Linked DNA regions of Homo sapiens: regions 2, 3, 4, 5 and 6 are each linked to region 1. A link is a contact called in ENCODE Hi-C or POLR2A ChIA-PET data. All regions are on one chromosome and are shown on one strand. The core of a region is the stretch at or near the end of the contact, and the rest is flanking DNA. Distances in the headings are between cores, read along the strand shown. Region 1 holds the start of MTPN (myotrophin). Region 2 holds the start of SND1 (staphylococcal nuclease and tudor domain containing 1). Region 3 holds the start of RBM28 (RNA binding motif protein 28). Region 4 holds the start of AGK-DT (AGK divergent transcript). Region 5 holds the start of MRPS33 (mitochondrial ribosomal protein S33). Region 6 overlaps LINC-PINT (long intergenic non-protein coding RNA, p53 induced transcript).

The links. A loop is a pair of places that touch in the nucleus more often than their neighbours do. ChIA-PET counts read pairs that join two places held with the same protein, here RNA polymerase II (POLR2A). Pooled maps may share reads with other maps.
Region 2: a loop to region 1 is called in a map of CD4-positive, alpha-beta T cell, with 7 times the contacts of the local background. The contact joins the promoter of SND1 here to the promoter of MTPN in region 1. A Hi-C loop is called at or near these places in 2 of 168 maps with a recorded cell type or tissue (CD4-positive, alpha-beta T cell and naive thymus-derived CD4-positive, alpha-beta T cell) and 6 of 50 pooled maps.
Region 3: a map of naive thymus-derived CD4-positive, alpha-beta T cell shows a loop between it and region 1 (23-fold over the local background). The contact joins the promoter of RBM28 here to the promoter of MTPN in region 1. A Hi-C loop is called at or near these places in 1 of 168 maps with a recorded cell type or tissue (naive thymus-derived CD4-positive, alpha-beta T cell), 1 of 37 single-sample maps with no recorded cell type and 5 of 50 pooled maps.
Region 4: a loop to region 1 is called in a map of CD8-positive, alpha-beta T cell, with 13 times the contacts of the local background. The contact joins the promoter of AGK-DT here to the promoter of MTPN in region 1. A Hi-C loop is called at or near these places in 1 of 168 maps with a recorded cell type or tissue (CD8-positive, alpha-beta T cell) and 6 of 50 pooled maps. POLR2A ChIA-PET finds 5 or more read pairs at or near these places in 1 of 52 experiments (activated CD8-positive, alpha-beta memory T cell).
Region 5: a loop to region 1 is called in a map of CD4-positive, alpha-beta T cell, with 7 times the contacts of the local background. The contact joins the promoter of MRPS33 here to the promoter of MTPN in region 1. A Hi-C loop is called at or near these places in 2 of 168 maps with a recorded cell type or tissue (CD4-positive, alpha-beta T cell and CD8-positive, alpha-beta T cell) and 6 of 50 pooled maps. POLR2A ChIA-PET finds 5 or more read pairs at or near these places in 1 of 52 experiments (activated CD4-positive, alpha-beta T cell).
Region 6: a map of CD8-positive, alpha-beta T cell shows a loop between it and region 1 (23-fold over the local background). The contact joins the enhancer-like site here to the promoter of MTPN in region 1. A Hi-C loop is called at or near these places in 1 of 168 maps with a recorded cell type or tissue (CD8-positive, alpha-beta T cell), 1 of 37 single-sample maps with no recorded cell type and 5 of 50 pooled maps.

What each region holds. Positions count from the first base shown.
Region 1 is chr7:135,975,749-135,979,172 of GRCh38, reverse strand. It overlaps MTPN (myotrophin), which reads left to right and starts at 1,814. Exons shown (of 4, transcript NM_145808.4): 1 at 1,814-2,144. The coding sequence starts at 2,073.
Region 2 is chr7:127,650,671-127,654,094 of GRCh38, reverse strand. SND1 (staphylococcal nuclease and tudor domain containing 1) reads right to left here and starts at 1,901. Exons shown (of 24, transcript NM_014390.4): 1 at 1,644-1,901. The coding sequence starts at 1,721. SND1-DT (SND1 divergent transcript) reads left to right here and starts at 2,263. Exons shown (of 2, transcript NR_186577.1): 1 at 2,263-2,422. RefSeq lists enhancers at 1,683-1,862, 1,687-2,305 and a silencer at 2,103-2,352.
Region 3 is chr7:128,342,145-128,345,568 of GRCh38, reverse strand. RBM28 (RNA binding motif protein 28) reads left to right here and starts at 1,661. Exons shown (of 19, transcript NM_018077.3): 1 at 1,661-1,893. The coding sequence starts at 1,776. It also overlaps the pseudogene RNU7-27P. RefSeq lists an enhancer at 1,521-1,720.
Region 4 is chr7:141,549,517-141,552,940 of GRCh38, reverse strand. It overlaps AGK-DT (AGK divergent transcript), which reads left to right and starts at 1,597. Exons shown (of 6, transcript NR_183408.1): 1 at 1,597-1,797. It overlaps AGK (acylglycerol kinase), which reads right to left and starts at 1,531. Exons shown (of 16, transcript NM_018238.4): 1 at 1,507-1,531. RefSeq lists silencers at 1,287-1,466, 1,647-1,736.
Region 5 is chr7:141,013,268-141,016,691 of GRCh38, reverse strand. It overlaps MRPS33 (mitochondrial ribosomal protein S33), which reads left to right and starts at 1,740. Exons shown (of 3, transcript NM_053035.3): 1 at 1,740-1,781. RefSeq lists enhancers at 1,212-1,411, 1,932-1,981, 1,444-2,089, 3,232-3,301 and a silencer at 1,559-1,867.
Region 6 is chr7:130,958,142-130,961,565 of GRCh38, reverse strand. The region is part of intron 5 of LINC-PINT (long intergenic non-protein coding RNA, p53 induced transcript); the gene reads left to right. Among named protein-coding and RNA genes, the nearest start is that of LINC00513, 46 kb to the right of the region's middle. RefSeq lists enhancers at 311-400, 954-1,043, 370-1,569, 3,388-3,424. Within about 2 kb of position 1,530, at least 16 of the 41 ENCODE cell types and tissues checked have a DNase peak (open chromatin) inside an H3K27ac peak, as active enhancers do; they include CD8-positive, alpha-beta T cell, where a contact is called at or near this core.

The DNA of each region.
Region 1 (3,424 bases), core at 565-3,064:
TCCTATTCTGGACATGTTAAGTTTGAGAAATCCAAATGAGTAAGAAGTTAAATATAAGAATAGATCACATAGGAAAAGTCTAGTTAAAGATTTTTTTTTTAGATGATCTTGCTCTGTCACCCAGGCTGGAATGCAGTGGTGCCATCATAGCTTACTGTGGCCTCAAACTCCAGGGCTCAAGTAATCCTCCTGCCTCAGCTTCCCAAGTAGCTGGGAAGGCAGAAGTCCGCCACTGTACCCAACTAATTTTTTTAATCTTTGTGTTTTGTAGAGATGGTGTCTCATTTTGTTGCCCTGGCTGGTCTCCAACTCCTGGCTTCAAGCGATCTTCCAGCCTTGTCCTCCCAAGGTGCTAGGATTACAGGCATGAGCCACTGCACCCGGCCAAAGATATAAATCAAGAGCTCTCAGCATGATGTAACTCAGAAATCACACAGGTGGGAGTGTGTTGGAGAAGAGATGGAGATTCTAGGACTTGCCTAACAAATTCCCCCTTGAGATTTGTTTCCAGAAATCGTATCACTATTGGGTATGTGGATTTGTATTTCTAATTATCAGGGAGTAAAATTAACAAATGACAATCTAGGTAGATGTTAATATTTGGAGGGATTTCTTCTGATTTGAAACCCATTTGCTATTCTACTCTAAATGATAGCAAAAAAAAAAAAAATACATTTCCAAACACTATTGACATCCCCATTTTACACAAGTGGAAAACTGAAGCAGAAGGGGGTTCAGTAACTTGCCCAAGAAGACACAAAATTAGCAAGAAGTGGGACCTGTATCGCAAACTAAACAATTTGGCTCCAGAGTCTGTTTGGAACCCCTACACTGTACGGCAATGGTGGTAAAGTAGCTTAGTTAATGTGTTTAGTGGGTTACAAATAATAGATTATATATATGAGTTTTATATATAGTAATAGTTATATATGTATATATATTATACGTATATTTCTAGCTCCAATAAGAGCTTTTATTGGATCTATGTTCATGTGCGCATGCCTGGATCATTAGGGTTGTGAGGAACAATTCAAGTGGTAGCTATGCACTATGGCATTACAACTAAACCCTAGGAAGAACAGAACTGACTTCACCAGAACAGTCCTGAAGTTTCAAACCATTAAAAACAAACAGTAAATTTAAAAAACGCAAATTGTACTAGACAGTTTGGTTTGCTCCACTTTACGGCATCAAACTGAATGCCTGGACGTCATTTGCTGGTCAGGAAGATGAGTTAATTTTTTTTTTCCTGCCACACACTTAAGTTTTTTGCTCCAGGGAACATTATACATAGTGTTAACACACTCAATTTACATTGTAGTTTTAGTGTTGAAGATTTCCTGGAGGGCAGGAATAGCGTTATTCCATCGTTTTTAGCCCAGTCAGACTGGATGACGGAGAGAGGGAGGGGTGAAAAGGAGGGAGGGAAGGGGAAAAGGCAAGGAAGAAGGAATTCAAATTAAACACTCTTCCTATACATTTTTAGAAGCTGAGCAAGATGCCCTCCAAGATTATGTTTTTTAAAAAGTAAAGTTTTTCCCATTAATGGTGGTGCAGAAGCGTCCTAATCCCATCGAAAGTACTCTCACTCTTCCTCCATTCGCTGTCTTGACCTCCCCCGGGCCTCCTTCATTCTGCCTCCCAGTCCCGCCCACTTGTCGCCGGCTCCTACCCTCCACTCTAGCCTTCCCGGCAGCCTGTACATTGCGCATGCGCACTAGTGGCGTTCGCGCCGCGGACCCAGAGAGAGGCGTTCCGCGGAGGAGAAGAGGAAGAGGAAGTTGGGGGAGGGTCCTAGCGGGGAGTGAACCGGAAGTGTAAAGGTTCCTGCCTCTCCTCGGCCAGGCGGAACCTCTCTGCTGGGCCCGGTGGCCGCAAAAGAACTTTCTTTCTCCCGCCCGAACGGTCGCCGCGGCCAACTGCCTCGCCCGCCTGGCAGCCTAACCCTCCTTCTCTTCTTCTCCTCTCCGGCTTCGCGCGGCCCTGCCTCCCTCTCGCCCGGCGGCATCCGCTTGCTGCTGCCACCGCCTCCTCATCTTCTGCCCGGCCAACCGGCCTGCCCCGCTGCAGTGATGTGCGACAAGGAGTTCATGTGGGCCCTGAAAAACGGAGACTTGGATGAGGTGAAAGACTATGTGGCCAAGGTAAGCGGGGATGAGAAGAGTAGGCGAGAACACGGAGGTGGGCTGGAGATGAGGCTGAGGAAGCTGATGGGAGCTGGACTGCGGGGATGGGGGTGGGCGGGAGGAGAGACTTCCTGGGTGGAGGCGGCACCAAGGAGAGAGGGGCGTCTAGGGAGGAGCTAAACTGAAAGAAGGGTCCAGGTAACTTGGTAGCGTTCTGTGTCAGGTAACTGCTGCGTTAATACAGTTAGGCGCTACCTGACTTCCTGGCCTCTTGGGGGAGGGGAGGAGTGGTGTCTGGCTCATCCAGAGTTTCTTCTGCGCACTGATCATTTGAGTTTGGCCCTCTTCTACACCAAAGTTACTTAAACCTTTCTTTGAATGAGGTAATTCTCCATCTTGGACTTACCCATTACTAAATGAAGTAACCTAAGTAATTAGGATCAGAGGAACATGTTTTTTAACTCTCGGCCTGGTGTGAAGTTGAAGAATTCATTGACCGTGAAAAGAGTACCGAAAATAGAAATAGTTAAAATTCTGAAACTGAGTATCACTTCACTGTGGTGTCTTAACTTTGGGTGTGGCCTTTTTCCTTTCCCCCACCACAACAAATACATATTTGCTTCAAGTGGTAAGGTTGTCAACTGGCATCTGGGAATGTTTAAGGTATCTGAATAGTTTTTAAACAAGCATGTTAACTTCAGTTATTCCATTCTTCTCCCTGATTTCACCTGAAATGCTTACATGTGTAGTAAATAGCAATGCAGTTTAGTGGCAGTGTATTTGGGGGGTAAAATCATGATGAAGAAAGACAAACTCAAACCTCAGCCCCAAATATAAAACTGAATCGACATTGTGGCAGAGTGGGAAACTTAAAATTCCAAGCTAGCCTGTCTTTCCATCCTGAAACTGTGCCTTTGTAATTATGAGAGAACTTAACATGTGATTTTAATTTAGTGATAATCTAAAATGAATCTTCCAAAACAAGTATAATTTTATGACAACCACGGATGGCATCTTGCTCACCTTCTAAAAGTGTGAGAACCCAGTCTAGATTTTAACTCTTCAAAGAATAGGACCTGACCTGGGTTTTTGCTTCAGAGGCTGTGTTAGGAAGCAAGTAAGCGAAGCAGTTTCTTAAAACTTACAGGATTGTGCAAGGCAAACTGCTGAAGGTTTTTACTTTATTTAATGCCATTACAATTTAGACTTTTTGGATGCTGCTTACCTGCTTAGTTTTTTGCAGTGGAGTTTTAGGACAGGCTGTCTTCTCGTCACTGCCTTCTCAGCTGGTAGCCAAC
Region 2 (3,424 bases), core at 652-3,151, 8.3 Mb after region 1:
CCTTTAAGAACAATTTAAACCTCAGCAAGGAGAAATCTCAGAAAGATCCACTCTTTCTTACTGCCAAACCCAACACCGGAGAGCCAAGAGATGTTTTTGTTCCTATGGTGAAGAGAAGATCAGTGCAAATGAAAAAGCTAACGAAAGAAGAGCCACTTTAGGATAATCCTTTCATGGGTCAGGTCAGTATTTCAGAGGAAAAATATATGCGGATCTTGGAAATTCTCTTCTCATTCAGTTTCAGATCAGTTCTGACCCTCCATTACACATAAACAAAAGGAAAAGGCAGTACTGAAAATCCCAAGAATCTTGGCTGGTGGCAGACTATTACCTTAAGAAATGAGCACATGGGAATTGGGCGAGGGGATCTTAAAATCAGCTTTACACACACATAAGCTGCAGAACATTTTAATCTTGTGAAAGATAACAGGGTAATAAAATAGAATTTTTTTTAAACTGGGTCTTGCTATGTTGCCCAGGCTGATCTCCAACTCCTGGCCTCAAGCAATCCTCCCACCTCGGCCTCCTAAGTGCTGGGATTACCACCATGAGCCACCGCACCAGGCCTAAAATAGAATTTTTCAAAACTTTCTACAACAGCAAAACTTGTGGAGCCTTGGGAGAAAGTATCACAAAAGATATTTGCTGTTGCAGATACAAATGTCAGAACTGCAGTATGAAACGACATCTAGAAGTTTACAGTCATCATAAACCAGAAAATTGGTAAAACCAAGAAATGTCAGGTTCCAAGATTTGGAAGGGTTTTGGGGAGGACAACTGGGGGCAAGTGATAAACTGAATTTATATTATCAAATTATCATGGAGCTAGGAGTAAATTGTAAAAATAAACTTTGCAGGTTCAAATTCAAAATTGAAGAATTTTCAAAAAGTTGAGGGTATATAAAATCAGGCAGAATCTATAGTGCTATGAGCACTAGACCAGGAATCCGAACACTTGGGCTCTTGCTATGGCTCCAACCCAAACCACCATGTGACCTTAAGCAAGTCACTTGCCTTCTTCAAGCCTATCTCCTTATCTTTAAGGGACGGGAGAACAATGATGATTACTAAGATTCTTGCCGGCCTAACCTTTTAGAAGTCAAAAGTACACAAAGATCAGGAGCTTTCAGGTCGACACAAGAGGTGGAGGGAAAGAGAGGAAAAGAGGGCCACAGAGTGAGAAAACTTGGGAGTCAAGTAACAGCGTTTGTGGGAACAGAAAAGTTTCATGATGGCCAAGTACTAGTAGAGAAGAGCCGATGTCAGGATCTCGAAAAACTACTAACTACTCAGCATATGTCAAAATGAACAGAAAGACGGGGGATGGGAGGACAGATATCAACGAATTGTCTCTGTTAATCAATCAGTAATCGATCTGTCCTGGTAAACAGACAGGAGATCCGAATGCCGCAACCTCGGAAATCACTGTGACCCCTGATGTCAAGGTGTCCGGGAGGCAAGGAACAAGGGGACTCCGTGTCTGCTTCCGTCTAGTGAGAGGATTCGGAGAATCGACGAAAAGTGAGGAAGGGGGCAGAGGAAAGGGGATCTGGGACATGGAGCAGGCTGGCGGAAGGTGGAGTCAATGCCTGACTCCCGCCCGAAGGCAGGCAGAGGGGTCGGTGTCCGGGGCCCGTTCTCACCATCTTGATGATGCCCCGCTGCACGGTGGGGACCGCGGGTCCCCCGGAGGAGCCGCCGCTCTGCGCGGAGGACGCCATGTGTGGAGATGCAAAGGCAACGAGTGGAGCGGCTGGCCGGACTGGAGGTGTCAATGTGGGTGTCGGTGTTGGTGAAAGGGAGTCGAGGCGAGGGGCAGGCTGGCTACCAGCTGCGGACGGTGGACGGGACGGACTCGCCGGGCGCTCACAGGAGCAGCAGCGGGACACGGAGCGAAAGAGACGCGATCTCCGCCGCCGCCACACGTTCTACTCGCCGCGCAAGCGTGCCAGAGCGCCACCGCCCTCCGCCCAATTAGCGCCCAGAGCCCGCCGGCCCTCAGGCCAATAGGCACCCTGCTCGCGGAGCCCCGCCTCTTGGTCCCCAAAACGGTGGTGAGTTCCAGGAAGCGCTGAAAGAGTTGATTTGCAAGGATGGGCTAAATATGGGGCGGGACTTCCGGGGCAGCCGGAGTAGGTAATGTCGGGAGGTGTAGTGGGAAGGAAAGGACACGTCAGCATCTGGCCGCGGGGCGCGGGGGGCCATGGGAGCCCCAGGGGCGGAGCCAGCCGCGCCCTCCCGCCTGACCTCGCCCATGACGTCCTTCCCCGCTGGCCTCAGGGGCGCACACTTGTATACCCACCTAGGTGGGCGCCGCTGTACCCGGGAATGCGGCCTGGGAGGGTGGAGCCACGCAGGCAGAGTCCTGGAGGAATCTCCGTACCCGCTCCACTCGACTTCCGACATTTTACCTTGGCTAAAAGTATGGAGAGAACTTGGAAAATCAGAGCTTTGTGGAACCTCCTACCGATGTGGGCTTTGACCTGCCACGCGGCCGCGCGCCCTTTTTGTAGTCAGAGAGTGTGCCTCGCCCTTGTTTGTGTCGCTGGGGTCTAGCACTTGTGAGGCGTTCCATTAATGTTTGTTGGTGGGAGGAATAAATGTCTCAGAGGAAGGACATGCCACGTATACAGGGGAGAGTGACCCTCGTTCTTCGGTCTCTTCCCAGCTGCTCCCGTGACGTTAGGGAAAAGGCTCGCTTCACGCTCTCACCCGACCCAGTGTGAAGCGCCTCCAGCCACCGGATACCTTCCCTAGCCCCAGTAAAAAGGTCGGGGAAGGAACGGGAAAGCCAAGGCCTACAAATATTTAAGTGACTGTTTAGCGAGAACTAATATTCGTTGAGTGCCCACTATGTGGAACCAAGGACCTTGCATGTGTTATGTCATTTAATCGTAAAACTTGGCTCTACACTGAAGACAGTACTTCCCTTGCAGTTCTTTTTGTTTCTTTGGTTTTGTGGCTTTTTTGAGACAAAGTCTCGCTCTGTCGCTCAGGCTGGAGTGCGGGGGCACGATCACGGCTCACTGCAGCCTTGACACTCCCAGGCTCAAGCGATCCTCCTGCCTCAGTCTCCGGTGTAGCTGGAGCTGGTACCACGGGTCCGCGCTACCACGCCCAGCTAATTTTTTTTTTGTAGAGCTGAGATTTCACTATGTTGCCCAGGCTGGTCTCCTGGGCTCAAGCTATACTCCTACCTCGGCCTCCTAAAGTGCTGGTATTACATGCATTAACCACAGTGCATGGCCCCTTGCTCTCTTAAAAGATTGTAAGTTTATTCTCCCACACTAAACATATCCCAGGGTTAAGTTTTGAGGTCACCTTCTTAGATCCCTAATTTGCCACCCTTTTCCAAAAAAAAAAAAAAAAAAAAAAAAAACCTCTGTGGAAGTTGGTTCCATCAGATTATACCCCTCTCTATCTC
Region 3 (3,424 bases), core at 412-2,911, 7.6 Mb after region 1:
CATGTTACTATCATTTAAAAGTAATGATTTGGCTGGGCTCAGTGGCTCACGCCTATAATCCCAACACTTTGGGAGGCCGTAGTGGGAGGATTGGTTTATCCCAGGAGTTCAAGACTAGCCTGGGCAACACAGGGAGAACTGTCTGTACAAAAAAATAAATAAATTGGCCAGGCATGGTGGTACACACTTGTGGTCCTAGCTTCTCAGGAGGCTGAGGTGGCAGTATTGCTTGAGCCCAGGAGATCAAGGCTGCAGTGAGCCATGATGGTGCCACTGCACCCCAAGTTGGGTGACAGAGCAAGAGTCTGCTAAAAAAAAAATTATTTAAAAAATGGCCTTGGGTACTTTTTTTTGAGCTAGTTGTTCTGCAAGGTGTAGCTCTCTTGCACCTATTCAGGTCCTGAGCCCAGTGGCATGGCAAACACTCTCTGTGTTCCAGAACCAGGAGCACCCAGATTTCCTAGCCAATTAAGAGCTCTCAGCTTTGGGTCTGTCTGATGAGCTGACTTGAGACAAAGATCTTCTGTTTCTAGGAGGACATGGGTTCTAGGTCTCTGTGTATAAGTTGGATGTTATGTTTGCTTTGAGTGTGTTTGATGTGGTCCTGCAGTGTGTGTGCTGTGATTTATTTGTAAGAATTTTTGGACTAATAGTCTTCCCAGCCAGGTGTGGTGGTTCACACCTATAATCCTAGCACTTTAGGAGGCTAAGGGGGGCTAATTGAGCTCAGGAGTTTGAGACCAGCCTGGGCAACATGGTGAAACCCTGTCTCTGCAAAAAATACAAAAATTAGCCGGGTGTGGTGGTGCACCTGTAGTTCCAGCTACTCAGGAGGCTGAGGCAGGAGGACTGCTTGAACCTGGGAGGTCGAGGCTGCAGTAAGCCGAGATCGTGCCAGTGCACTCCGGCCTGGTTGATAAAGTGAGGCCCTGTCAAAAAAAAAAATCTGTTTCCACCATTAGACTGTAATCTCTATGAGGGCAGGGACCCTGTCATTTCTTTGCTCACCAGTTTTATCCCTAATGCTTGGCTCATAGTTAGAGCTCAGTATATATTTATTGAAATAATAATTGTGTACTATCTGTGTCTATGTGTATTTTAGTAGCTACAATTTGTTTGTGAGGCTGAGGTGACAGACAGCTGGTGTTCTCCGAAAATGAGAATCGTCCGAATGATGTATATGATATATCTATGTCTACGTGTTAGTGTTCCGGTTGTGTTTTATGCACGTAATCTGGGAATTTGTGGAGGCACTTCAGAAAATATCAAACACCCACAGTATATCAGATCCTGAGTTACGCCCGGGGCAAAAACGACTTCTTCTGCCTGTCCTGCTAACTTTGGGGAGGATCTGGAGGTGAGATTTTTAAACAGGGTAGAAATTATTTATTTTTATTTTGTATATTAAGAAAAAAAATTACTTTTTGGAGGCCTTCCGGCAAAAACCAGAAAGCCTGCTAGGCAAATTCTAAAAAAGCTGTAACACTAGGGTAGAAATTATTGATGCCAAGTTTACACAAAAGTGGCGAGGGCGATGCTAGGGCAGGGGGCGGAGCCCCGCTCCAGAAGCTACGCCCCGGGGCGCCATTATTTTTTCATTCCGGAACCTTTTATCCCCCTCCCGACCATGTTTTCCTCCGGTCTCTTTTGGGCAACGAGCACTTCCGGAATCTCTCGGCGTGTGAGCTTGGTTGTCCTACCAAAGCCAGCGTTTCGGCTCGCGTGCGCCGGCCTAGTTTGCTCGCGTCCTCACGCGCTTTGGGTTTCCCGGTCTCATGGCCGGCCTGACCTTATTTGTGGGCCGCCTCCCGCCCTCGGCCCGCAGTGAGCAGCTGGAGGAACTGTTCAGTCAGGTGGGGCCGGTGAAGCAGTGCTTCGTGGTGACTGAAAAAGGTAGGGGCGGGGCGGTCGAGGATAGGGCTGGGGTTTCCTGCGATCGAGGGCACCTTCCCAAACTTCAGGGAGCCGTATCATTCTTTACCCTCCCCGAAGAGAAGGGACAGGGAACTGAGTTTCTTTTCCAAACTGATTCTGCTTTAGATGCGTTCATAGGAGTCAGTTTATGAAGGGCAAAGCATTCCCTTACGTTTCTATAGCGCTTTCTGTTGATTATGCGCGCTAAAAATGAAAATAGTTAACTAGAGCATCAGTAAGACTTATTGAGAGTCACCTGATTGGCAGGTACAGTGATCAGTTTGATACAGGTTATCTCATTTAATTTTCTCAGCAATCTTACCGGATGGAGAGTCTTAATGTCATTTTACAGACAGGAATCCGGGATTTAGGGGAATTTAGTAACTTTAAGTTTGTACGGCTGTTAAGTAGTGGACCCCCGATTTGATCCTCAGACCTGGACATCTTAGCCAGGATGCTATCCACTTGTTCATTCATTTATTCAGCAAATACTTAATACCTACTGTGTGCCAGGAAGTGTTGTAGGTCCTGGGGATGCAGCAGTGCACAACACCAAACCAAAAAAATCTTTGATTTTATGTCTTCAAGGTGGGGAAGAGAGCCAATAAACGAGCCAATAAACAAGCCAACCGTGAAAATGATGTCAAATGCTAAGGAGAAAAATAAGCCAGGGAAAGGGGTTAGGAAGTCTATGTGCATGTGTATAGTGGGGAGAGGGGGTGAAGAGTGGCAATATAGATAGGGTGGCCAGAGAAGGACGGACTGAGGTGAGAGAGTGAACACATGCCTCTCCGGAGGAAGAACAATTCAGGAAGAGAAAACAGCAAGCTCAAAGGTACTGAAACAGAGGTGTTTTTGGTATATTGGAGGAGTAGTAAGGAGGACAGGGTGACTGGATTGAAGTGAGTAAAGGGAAGAGAATTAGGAGATGAGATCTAGAGTAGCAGATCATGTAAGATTTTTTTTTTTTTTTAAAGACTGCGTCTTGCTCTGTCGCCCAGGCGGGAGTGCAGTGCCACGATCTCCGCTCACTGCAACCTCTGCCTCCTGGTTCAACCCATTCTCCTGCCTCAGCCTCCCAAGTAGCTGGGATTACAGGCGAGTGTCACTACACCTGGCTAATTTTTGTATTTTTAGTAGAGACGGGGTTTCGCTATGTTGGCCAGGGTTGTCTGGAACTCGAGACCTCAGGTGATCCGCCCGCCTCATGTAGGATGTTATAGACCATTGCAAGGACTTTGGCTTTTACTCAGAGATAGGAAGCCACTGATTTTAAGCAGAGAGCAGTAAGTGTGATCTGGCATTCGTTTTGAAAGATTCTCTCTCTGGCTGGTGTGTTGCCAATAGACTGTTGGAGAATAGGACAAAAGCTTATGTACTTAAAATAGGGACCGAAAGTCCTGTACAGTAATGTTTATTAAACTGCAGATTATTACCTATTAGTGGGTCTTGAGTGGGTCATGACTAGAGTTTGTTTTGTTGTGTTTTAGAAACAGGGTCTTGCTCTGTC
Region 4 (3,424 bases), core at 348-2,847, 5.6 Mb before region 1:
AGATAGTTGAGGGGAGAATTAGGTTCATGGCTGAGACTGGAAAAAGGGGGTATGATCTAACAGTAATACGCTGGGGAGAATTTAGCAAGGCCTATTTGTTCTGATTCTTCTCTGTGTACCTGTGTCTTCAAAGATAAGGGCATTCCTTTCCTCGATCCTATACTTACAGGATGAGCACCTCTCACTGAAGGGTCTTATACAGAAGAAGGTCAAACAATTCTTTTATGGCCTGCTTCAGGGGAGAAAAGTGGGAAGACACAAAGTGACTTTCCTGCTTCAGTTGTTTCCTCTAATGCCAACGAGTCATATTTTGCGGCAGTGTGTCCTGAATCTCATCAACAGCGGAGTAAAAATTGGAGTGTCTAGAACAGGGGTTCTCAACCTTTAGTGCAGAACTTGTTAAAAACACAGAATCCTGGGAACTGCCCCTTCCCGCAAGAGTCTCATTTGTTCTGGAATTAAGCTGTCATCTTCACTTGTTAACAAGTACTCCCATGTTGGTTGCAATGGAGGTCACCACTATACCAGACTTTGAGAAACAGTGGTTTAGAGATAAAGGATTGAAGACCAGGTGGGATTAGAAAAGACCTTGAACCCACACTAAGGACTTTGGCTATTATTTTGAAGACAATGAAAAACCTTTAATGGGCTTTAAGCAGGTGAGTGATATAATCATATTTGAACTGTTAAAAGACCACTTTATAGCAGAATGAAAAATGAACTGGAAGAAGCTAAAATTAAAGCTAAAGAGAACCATTAGGAAGTTATTGCCATAATCTGTAGGCTCCTAAAAGAACAAACCAAGATAAAGGATGGATTTGGAAAGCTTTAGAAAGTAGAAATTGGCAGCAGTTGGTGGTCCATTGACTGTAGTAAGTGAGAGAGGAGGAACCAAGCCAGGTTTTTGTGCTTGGGTGACTGGTTGAATAGTGATTTCAGTCATTTAGATTTGAGTGGTAGGTTTGTGGAGAAAAGTAGTGCGGTTTAGGAGATACTGAATTTGACACGCCTGTGGAGTATCCAGGTGGAAATGTTTTTCTTACTAGATAGTGAACCCCTCATGGGCAAGTTCGTCTATCCATCTGCAGCACCAGAACCTAGTAAAGCGCCAGAATGAATGAACCAACCAACCCATCAATGGATCTGATACTATTGGCCCCATTTTGCAAAGGGCTATGCTGAAGCCCAAGGGACGAAGTGAGGGGGGTCCACAAGTTAGCGACAGCTCTGGGACTCGAACCCAGGACAGCTGACTCCCGCCGTGACCACGGGATCCGCGCGAGGCCCTCCCCTGCCGCGCCGGCCAGGCCCGCACCCCCTACCCTCAAGCCGCGCCGCCGCCTGCACCCACGACCCCTGATGCTTGGGTCCCCGCGGCTCTCGGCCCAGCGCGACTCCAGAGGCTCCGCCCAGCGCCCCGGGCCCCCATCCCGACTCCCACCCCGCTCGCGCGCTCAGTCCCAGCGACCCGCACTGCGCTCCCCGCCTGGGCGCCGCTGCACTCACCACGGCTGGTCCAGCTCGCGGCTCTGCCTTTCCTGTGTGCTCCCTCCAGATTCCCCGGCTCGTTCAAGGGAAACCGCTGCCGCCGCCCTCGGGTTCCGCCGCGGGGCTGCGAGCGCGCGCGGGCCAGTTCGGGCCGGGGGCGGGAACCGGCTCGGATGCTCAGGGACGGTGGGGGTGGCAGGGCCCACCGGCTTGAGGCTGCCTTTCCCGGCGTTCCCTCGTTTATTGGCTCACTCTTCCTTTCATCCATCCATCCTTTGCGCAACAATATTTGATGGGAAGCCTGCCAAGGTAACACTGTTTTAGCACCTGGAACTAAGTCGGAAAATAAATTAACTAAATGAACAAGGCCATTGGAGATGGTGCTCCGTGCCACGAAGAAAATGAAACGAGGTGATGGAAGGCAGTGCGGGAAGGGGGAGAACTGTGTGAAATTAGGCGGCCTGCGCTAGGCCTTCTGAGTAAGGGGCCATTGGTCTGAGACCTGGATGTCAAGAAGGAGCAGCTGAAGCAAAGATCCAGGGGAGAGAGCCTGGAGAGGGAAGGGCCCGTGCAAAAGCTGAAAAGCCTGGGGCACTCTGGCGAGTTGCAGGCCAGTGTGGGTGAGACAGAGAGAGCTAAGGAGACAGGCCAAGCGAGGAAGCTGGAGAGGTGGAGACAGGCCACGGCGGCCAGGAGTTTGGACATGACATTAAACAGGGCGAGAAGACATTGCGGGGGTGCAATCAGGGGCTGGTGGGACTGGTTTCCATTTCACACAGCTCTCTGGCCACAGGTGCTTGATTGGATTCTAGAGAACAAGAGAGCAACGGAGAAGCTAGGCCAATGCCAACCTCCAGACAGTTTACATTCTGTACTCGCCCACCAGATTGGTGTGGGGACAAAGCCAGGTCCTTCTTCTTTCCAGCATTCAGTCTGCCAACTTTTTTTTTTTTTTAGACAGGGTCTCACTCTGTGGCTCAGGCGCTAGTGCAGTGGTGCAATCTCAGCTCACTGCAGCCTCTGCTTCCCGGGTTCAAGCAATTCTTGTGCCTCAGCCTCCCGAGTAACTGGGATTACAGGTGTGTGCCACCAGGCCCAGCTAAATTTTTTTGTATTTTTAGTAAAGACGGGGGTTTTGTCACGTTGGCCAGGCTGGTCTCGAACTCCTGACCTCAAGCGATCTGCCCGCCTTGGCCTCCCAAAGTGCTACGATTATAGGCATGAGCCATCGCACCCGGCCAGTCAACCAACATTTGAGTGTGCACTAGGCCCTGCATCAGGCACTGGGGGTATGCTCAGGTACAAGGCCCTTCATGGTTCCTGCCCCATGGAGCTTGCTATCTAGTCTGCACATTTCCTACGTGTAGACATGCATCCTACCTATGTCTCCCTAGGTGAATGCTTCAAAAAAAAAAGGCCGGGGCGGGGACCTTCAATGAGGCTATGGTGCAGTAAACATATTCCTTATGCCAGGGTGCACCAATCCATTGGGCCACACTGTTTAGTAGCAAGAAATTTCTAGCCCTCTCTCCTGAGTCTCCATCTGTAAACTAGGGGACTGAGAACATTACTATTAAAAAAAAACCCTTCTAGCTCTAAAATGTTGTCATAGGGTATGGAAGACCATTATTTTCAGTTCCTCTTTTCCAACTATCTAAAGCGTTTGTGTTTGGAAATAAGCTTCTGAACTGCTCACCTGCAGGCTAGAAAAATCTGAGACTTGATTTTGATGTTCCAAGGGTCAGACTCAGCGTATGCTTTAGGGCTTCAGCATGAAAGTGGTTCCCCAAATAAGAAAAGGTCAGCTTTGATGAAGGATGAAGAAGGATGGAAATATAGGAGATTAAGGGAATCTGAATACACACCTGCAGGCAGATGTGTAGGTTGGAGTTTTGGAGACCTATACCAATTCTACTCTCTTCCAAATACCATTTTA
Region 5 (3,424 bases), core at 491-2,990, 5.0 Mb before region 1:
AAATGCAATTACACATTCCTAAAAGGGAGGCAATGGGAAGTCTGACACACATAGTGAAGGCAATGTGAAAAGGGAGCAGAGATGTGAAGATGTTGGCCTTGAAGTCTAAAGTGATGTGGCCACAAGCCAATGAATGCCAGCAGCCACCAGAAGCTGGAAGAGTCAAAGAACTGATTCTCCCCTAGAGTCTCTGGAGGGAACACAGCCCTGTCAACATCTTGATTTTGGCCCAGTGATGCTGATTTTGAATTTATGGCCTCTAGAACTGTAAGATAATAAATTTCAGTTGCTCTACAACACCAAGTTTGTGGTATTTTATTATAGCAGCCTCAGGAAACTAATATGAACCCCCATGAAATTGACTTAATAAAAGTGATAGTGCAAAGTACCTAAACAGTCACCTGAAACTCTATATACCTAGCTATGTTTCAAGAAAGATTTATGGTAGCTTATAGTAATTCACAAAACATTGATAACACCAATAATTCATACGTGAAAAGGAAAAAACAGGAAGGATATACAAAACGAAGCCAACAAGGTTTATGCAAAAAATATATATATGTGTGTGTATATATATATATACACACACATATATATAGCTCTTGCCTCGAGCCAATTAAAATTTGGCTTTAAACCAGCAGCTTACACGTAAAGGAAGTCTTCTTGTTTATATGATTCAGTGGCCATTACATAAAAACAAGCCAACTCCACAGAAACAAGTACAAAAGACAAGACGAAATTTCTCCCAGGAGTTTCGCTCCTTAGGACTTCTTTTCTGGACTGTAGCCATGTATAGGATACTCATTACCCCTTTGTAAACTTAAATGTAGTCACTAGACCCAACTTTATAAGGCTGTTTACTATATCATATAAGGCTGATAACATGTCAAAACTTAACTTGATAAAAGCAAATCCTATAGCATAGATTGATTAGACGTCAAATTCTAACTTAAAAGTAAATTCTGTAGGAGGAAAGAGGGTGTAAATACAATACCCACTAGGTAGGCAACTCACTACCGATATTAATTCCAGGGTACATTTTGAAATATTTATAAAATGCCTTGAACGATACTCAGAAAACGAGTACAGTTTCCTCACCCAAACTATCAAACATTGAGTAAGTGCTGCATACAATGCCTATGGGATGTGGCTTGCTTGAAAACAGATTTAGTATGGGGTGAAATACTCACAATGCTTTCTACTATCTGCCCAGCGAGGTCTAAGATAACTACTGAGGAGACAAACGTTCCATCCCCTACTCCCTGAAGAAGCTCCTGGGTCAATGGGGGAAAGCGCTCCTAACCCAGTAGCAAGGAAGGCTTGCAGCTAGGGATCCTAATTAACTATTAGAAGATGAGCAGATAGATGGAAGGGGAGGGGGATGGCGCCGCAAGTCGGTCAGAAAGACCACACGGCACACGCATCGCCATTGCTTCAGAGCTTTTGGAGGCAGGTCTGTAGCCATTCCCACCAAAACATACTACCGAACCGTGCATGCCCTTCCAGGAGAGCCAGACCTTTCTAACTCTCCCCAGCCCACCACCTCCCCGGGTCCTCCGCACAGGCGGCGGCGCTAGCCTTACTGCGCAGGCGCCAGGTACACCTCGGAGGCCTCAGGAGGGGGAGCCAGTAACTCCGGGTCGTTCACTAGGGCTCCGCTCTAGCTGCCAAGCTTCCGTTTCTCTACTGCTCCCCGTAATAGTTGCCTGCGCGAGCTTGGAGCCGGGTAGAGGGCGGGCCTTCCGGGACGAGGGCGCGTGGGTGAGGAAGGTCAGGTCTAGGTAAGGCTGTCGGTGACTTTGGGGGTCTGCAGCAAGGGGCGATGGCTGCGAAGTCTACGGGGGTCTCCAACCTTGTAGAGTCGCCAGGAATAGGGCGAATCCACTTCATTAGTGACCAGCTCGGGCGGTTCACGTGCATCACACAAATAACTTGGCCTTTTTCTGCCTCAGTTGGGGGATTTCTTAAACGTAGAATACCCGCGTTTCCGCTGCCGTAATTTCCTCTCAGGCGCAATTACTCTCTTCCATATTGGTTAACAGTAGAAGGCTCAGTTTCTCTGCTCATCACACGGCCTTCGGCACTGTAGCTTTGGGTGGTGGGCTGCAGATTAATTTTGTAACCACCTTAAGAAAAATACGGTAAGGTGATATTTAAGAAAAATATTTGCGAAATGCGCTCCCGAGTCAAACATCGGTTGACTTGACAATACTACAGTTTCCATCACAGTCAGGCATGATCGAGTCAGGTGGAGGGAGTTGAAGATTGTTCTTGATGAACTGAATGCAGCTAATACATTTTCAGTGCCGTTGATGCCTCTATGACTCCGTAAAATAATCGGTACCGGGTTTTTTTGTTTTTAAGCATTCTGTTGAGATTGTTTTTATGTTTAGATTGTTTCTATGACAACGTGTGTACACTGTATGTGAATTCCTTGGATCCTGATGGTTATTAGGGTGGGCACTGTGCCGTGAATTTTGCATATTAGCTTCACATCGCAGATAGTATGACTGTCCTCGTGTAGTCGATGAGAGAACCTGGCAGAGAATAAGCACCATTACAAAAACGACGTGGCCATTAAAAGGCAGAGGCGAGATTCCAACCAGCTTTTTTATTCTGCAGCTGGTGCGTTCTGCTAACCAATGGTTTTTGGGAAACTGGAGAAAGCTCTCTCCCAGAACAATTTACACACACACATACATACACATATCGGCATACAGATGTACACTTCCACTGTTTTCAAAACGCTGAAGCACATCCCGGTTAAGAACTCTTGCACTTCATCTTTACCTTTCAAAGAGAAAAGGCAAACCTAATACAAAGCCACTTATTGAAATAATCTTTTAAATGCATCAGACCTATCAAAAAGATCAAAGAAGTTTGCCCTGTTATGCCAAAGTAAAAATATGGGAATTTTCTTCTCATGTGGGCTTAATTTGTTTTGCTCAGCACATTTGAGTAATTTGTTTTTGCTTAGCATTTTCAGCTCCAGTTAACTTTTTTCATGAGAGTACAGTTTTCTTTAGTTCACATTTAAAGAAAGGTAACACTTAAAGTGACTTGTACTCCCCGAGAATGGTTTCATGTGAATCAAAATGTAATTGACATGCACGTTGTAAGAAAAGCTCCCGTGTTATTCTTCGTGAGAGACATGTGTCTGTGCACTGTGGAAGGAAACAACAAAGCAGTGTCATTGGTAATTGTTAAAACCACTTTCAGTTTCCTCCTGTTTAGCAAGTGGGCCTTTGTTTCTAGTAAGGGATTCAGGTTTGAAAAGGCTTATTCCCTTTCTCTGTCATAAAACTTTAGGACTTGGATTTTATGATATAACCATGTTCCAGCCTATTCTAGTGTGACCTTTTTACTTACAAGTTATGTATCCCAGTAATTTGCCACATTCCAAAATGGGCATGGACATAACAGC
Region 6 (3,424 bases), core at 281-2,780, 5.0 Mb after region 1:
TGAGACTTATTTGTAAATTGCCAGTGTCAACATAATTCTTTTCTCATTGGCATTGCCTAGTTAAGGAGTCAAGTCTCACTGTGGTTTGTTCTCTCTGTGGTTTCCGTAGGGTTGGGGAGAAGGCTACAGAAAAACGAACCCTTTCTAGTTTTGACTGTCTAGGGAGTAAAAAAAAAAAAGCCTGTCATCTTTCTGAATTAGGATATAAGACGCCTGCCCTGAAGGTGGCAAATCAGACTTCCACACGCATTGCCTTCATTTAGCCAATAGCCCGCTCTGAATGTGTATATTACGATGTGCAGTTTCATTCATCAAGGGGATTTCGGGCTCCAGCAGCACGCAGCCTCCAGTCTTGAGTGACTCCTGGGCTTTGGCTCAGCAGTAACTCCTCCATAAAAACAAGTGTGTGCATCTGGCTGTTAGAAGAATTCATGCTCATCCGGGTAAGGATAAACTGGAGAAATTATTCCTTTTTTTCCCTTTGGGTGGTTTTGAGGTTTTAGAAAAATTGATCCTCTCTTTGAGAAGAGTTCAGAACTATTTGTCTGAAGTTTTTCCATCCAAACTGCTTTATCGTATTATCCACTGTCTTACCCTTTTCCTGTGAAATCTACCCTCTTCAAAACATAGTTTCATTTTCAAATTTTAAAAGATAAGATTCCATTTTTCTTTCCGTGCATGAAACTTTAAAAATTAAATCACCACAGTTGCTACTGGCTTAGAAGTGGGGTCTTATATTTTTAGGAAGTATACTTTAAAAGTTAGGCAGAGGGGAAATCTATGTTTGCATTTGATTTATGAAACAGTGACTGTTACATTAAAGGGCGGATTTTCAGACATACTACTTGATCTGCTCTGACAAGCTATGAGCTCTCTCTCTCTGCCACTTTTCTCCCGAACTGTGTTCTAATGGTGGAATCAGCTCATCTTTTTTCCTTAGGCATGTGGTTTAGTCTGTGTACATTCAGCGCGGTGGCATTTTTCTTGAAGAAGTGACTAAGGCTTCTTGGATGAATTCTGTCTTTGAAAGAGGTAGTAGAATTGCATCAGAAAGGCATTTACAGTAAATGGCTACCCCCCCTTCCTGTAATGACCGCATGTGAAAGAATGCATTAATTCTTGTTTTGAGGAAATGAGAGTTGTAGAGTTCTATGAAAAACTCCCTTTTTTATCATTAGTTAGCCAGGTTTGAATGTTCACATTTTAAAAATCAGGCTCATTTTGTGCTATCTAAATAAAAGTCACAAAGATACAGCTTTCCACTCCATGTTCTATGTGGAGTAACCAATCATCCTGAACTCAAAAAGAGGAAATTATGTTGAATATGGCTACAGTTAATGGCATAAGCCTAAACTAAATTAATTTCTTCATAGTCTTTTTTTATATTAAGTTACTGTGCTTCCTAGCTATGTTGCTGATTTGTCCATCAGGATTTGATTCTCAGTGCGACGGACGATGAAGACTAAAAGGAAACTCCCATAGATGATCTGGTCAGGAGTTCTCATGGAAGCAGTACCGCCCCCTAGGTGACAGAGTGGAAATTTATGAGGGTATTCTGGTGGTACAATGAAGGATTTTTCTGGTTTTTTTTTGAGATGGAGTCTCACTCTGTTGCCCAGACTGGAATGCAGTGGTGTGATCTCAACTGACTGCAACCTCCGTATCCTGGGTTCAAGCAACTCTCCTGCTGCAGCCACGTGAGTAGCTGGGATTACAGGCCCAAGCCACCACACCCAGCTAATTTTTGTATTTTTGGTAGAGACGGGGCTTCCCCATGTTGGTCAGGCTGGTCTCAAACTCCTGACCTCAGGTGATCCGCCGGCCTCGGCCTCCCAAAGTGCTGGGATTACAGGCATGAGCCACCTCGCCCAGCCTAATGAAGGATATTTCATGAGTGAGAGCGAGAGAACTTAATGTCCCACAGTAGAAAAGAGATAAAGAATTGCCCTGTAGTACACATGACTTTCAGTTATCCTGTTGGACATTCGTGTAGGGAAAGATCAGTTTATAATTTTCTGAACCTAGACTTTATTTTTTCATAAAAATGCAAAATAATTTTTGCATACTTTTAATATACACAGAATAGATTCATTTTCATTCTCTGGTCCACCTATACTACTTCTTTCATTTTCCTGCACTTTTAATATGGAAAGCTTCTAATCTGACTTCTCTTAAATACAAGCTTCTTCTTTATAAGTAAGTTACAAGCATCTATTTGATTACATAGTTAATTGTACCTGAAAATTATTTATATAATGAAATGTGAAGTATTTTTTATTATAAATTGCTTCTTTTAGATTATCTTTTATGTACATTTAGGATATTCATGTTTTAAAGCTGCATGTACAGTAGTTAATATTATCAACAAATTTGATTTTAGAGTAGTAAATGGGACATGACAGAATTTTTTTGTCATATAAAGAGAGCTATGAGAATAATGGATAGGGTTTTGAACCAATGAACCAATCCGTGCCTCAGCGTTTAAGGAAGGAGGGTATGCAAATTACCCAGATAGGAGGGATGCTTATCTTCTTCATGAAGTTCCCCAGGGAAGATTTCACGTGTACCTCATTAATTTGTATTAGTATTTTGAAATCTTCATAGTAAGCTAGTTCTTCTGTATTAATATTTTCTAGGAGTCTTCATATGTCACTCTAAAAACATGACCGGGCCAGGTGCAGTGGCTCATGCCTGTAATCCGAGAACTTTGGGAGGCCGAGGCAGGTGGATCACTGAGGTCAGGAGTTCAAGACCAGCCTGGCCAACATGGTGAAACCCCGTTTCTACTAAAAATACAAAAATTAGCTGGGCATGGTGGCAGGTACCTGTAATCCCAGCTGCTCGGGAGGCTGAGGCGGGAGAATCACCTGAACCCGGGAGGCAGAGGTTGTAGTGAGCTGAGATCGTGCCATTGCACTACAGCCTAGGCGATAGAGCAAGACTCTGTCTCAAAACAAAACATGGCCAGGCACAGTGGCTCATGCCTGTAATCCCAGCATTTTGGGAGGCCATGGTGGGCGGATCACCTGAAGTCAGGAGTTCAAGACCAGCCTGGCCAACATAGTAAAACCTTGTCTCTACTAAAAATATAAAAATCAGCCGTGTGTGATGGCACACTCCTGTAATCCCAGCTACTCAGGAGGCTGAGGCAGGAGAATTGCATGAACCTGGGAGACAGAGGTTTCAGTGAGCCGAGATTGTACCACTGCACTCCAGCCTGGGTGACAGAGTGATACTCTGTCTCAAAAAAACAAAACGAAAACAAAAAAAACCTGTGACTTTTGGTTACTCCCCTTCTGTAGAAAAGATGAGCAGGTATTGAGAGAAGTAAACTGTAAACTTGCAGAGGAGTTAAAAACAGACTCAGGTTTTCTTGAACAGTGGACATGGTGGCACTGTCCCTTTGTCATGAACATAGTCCACA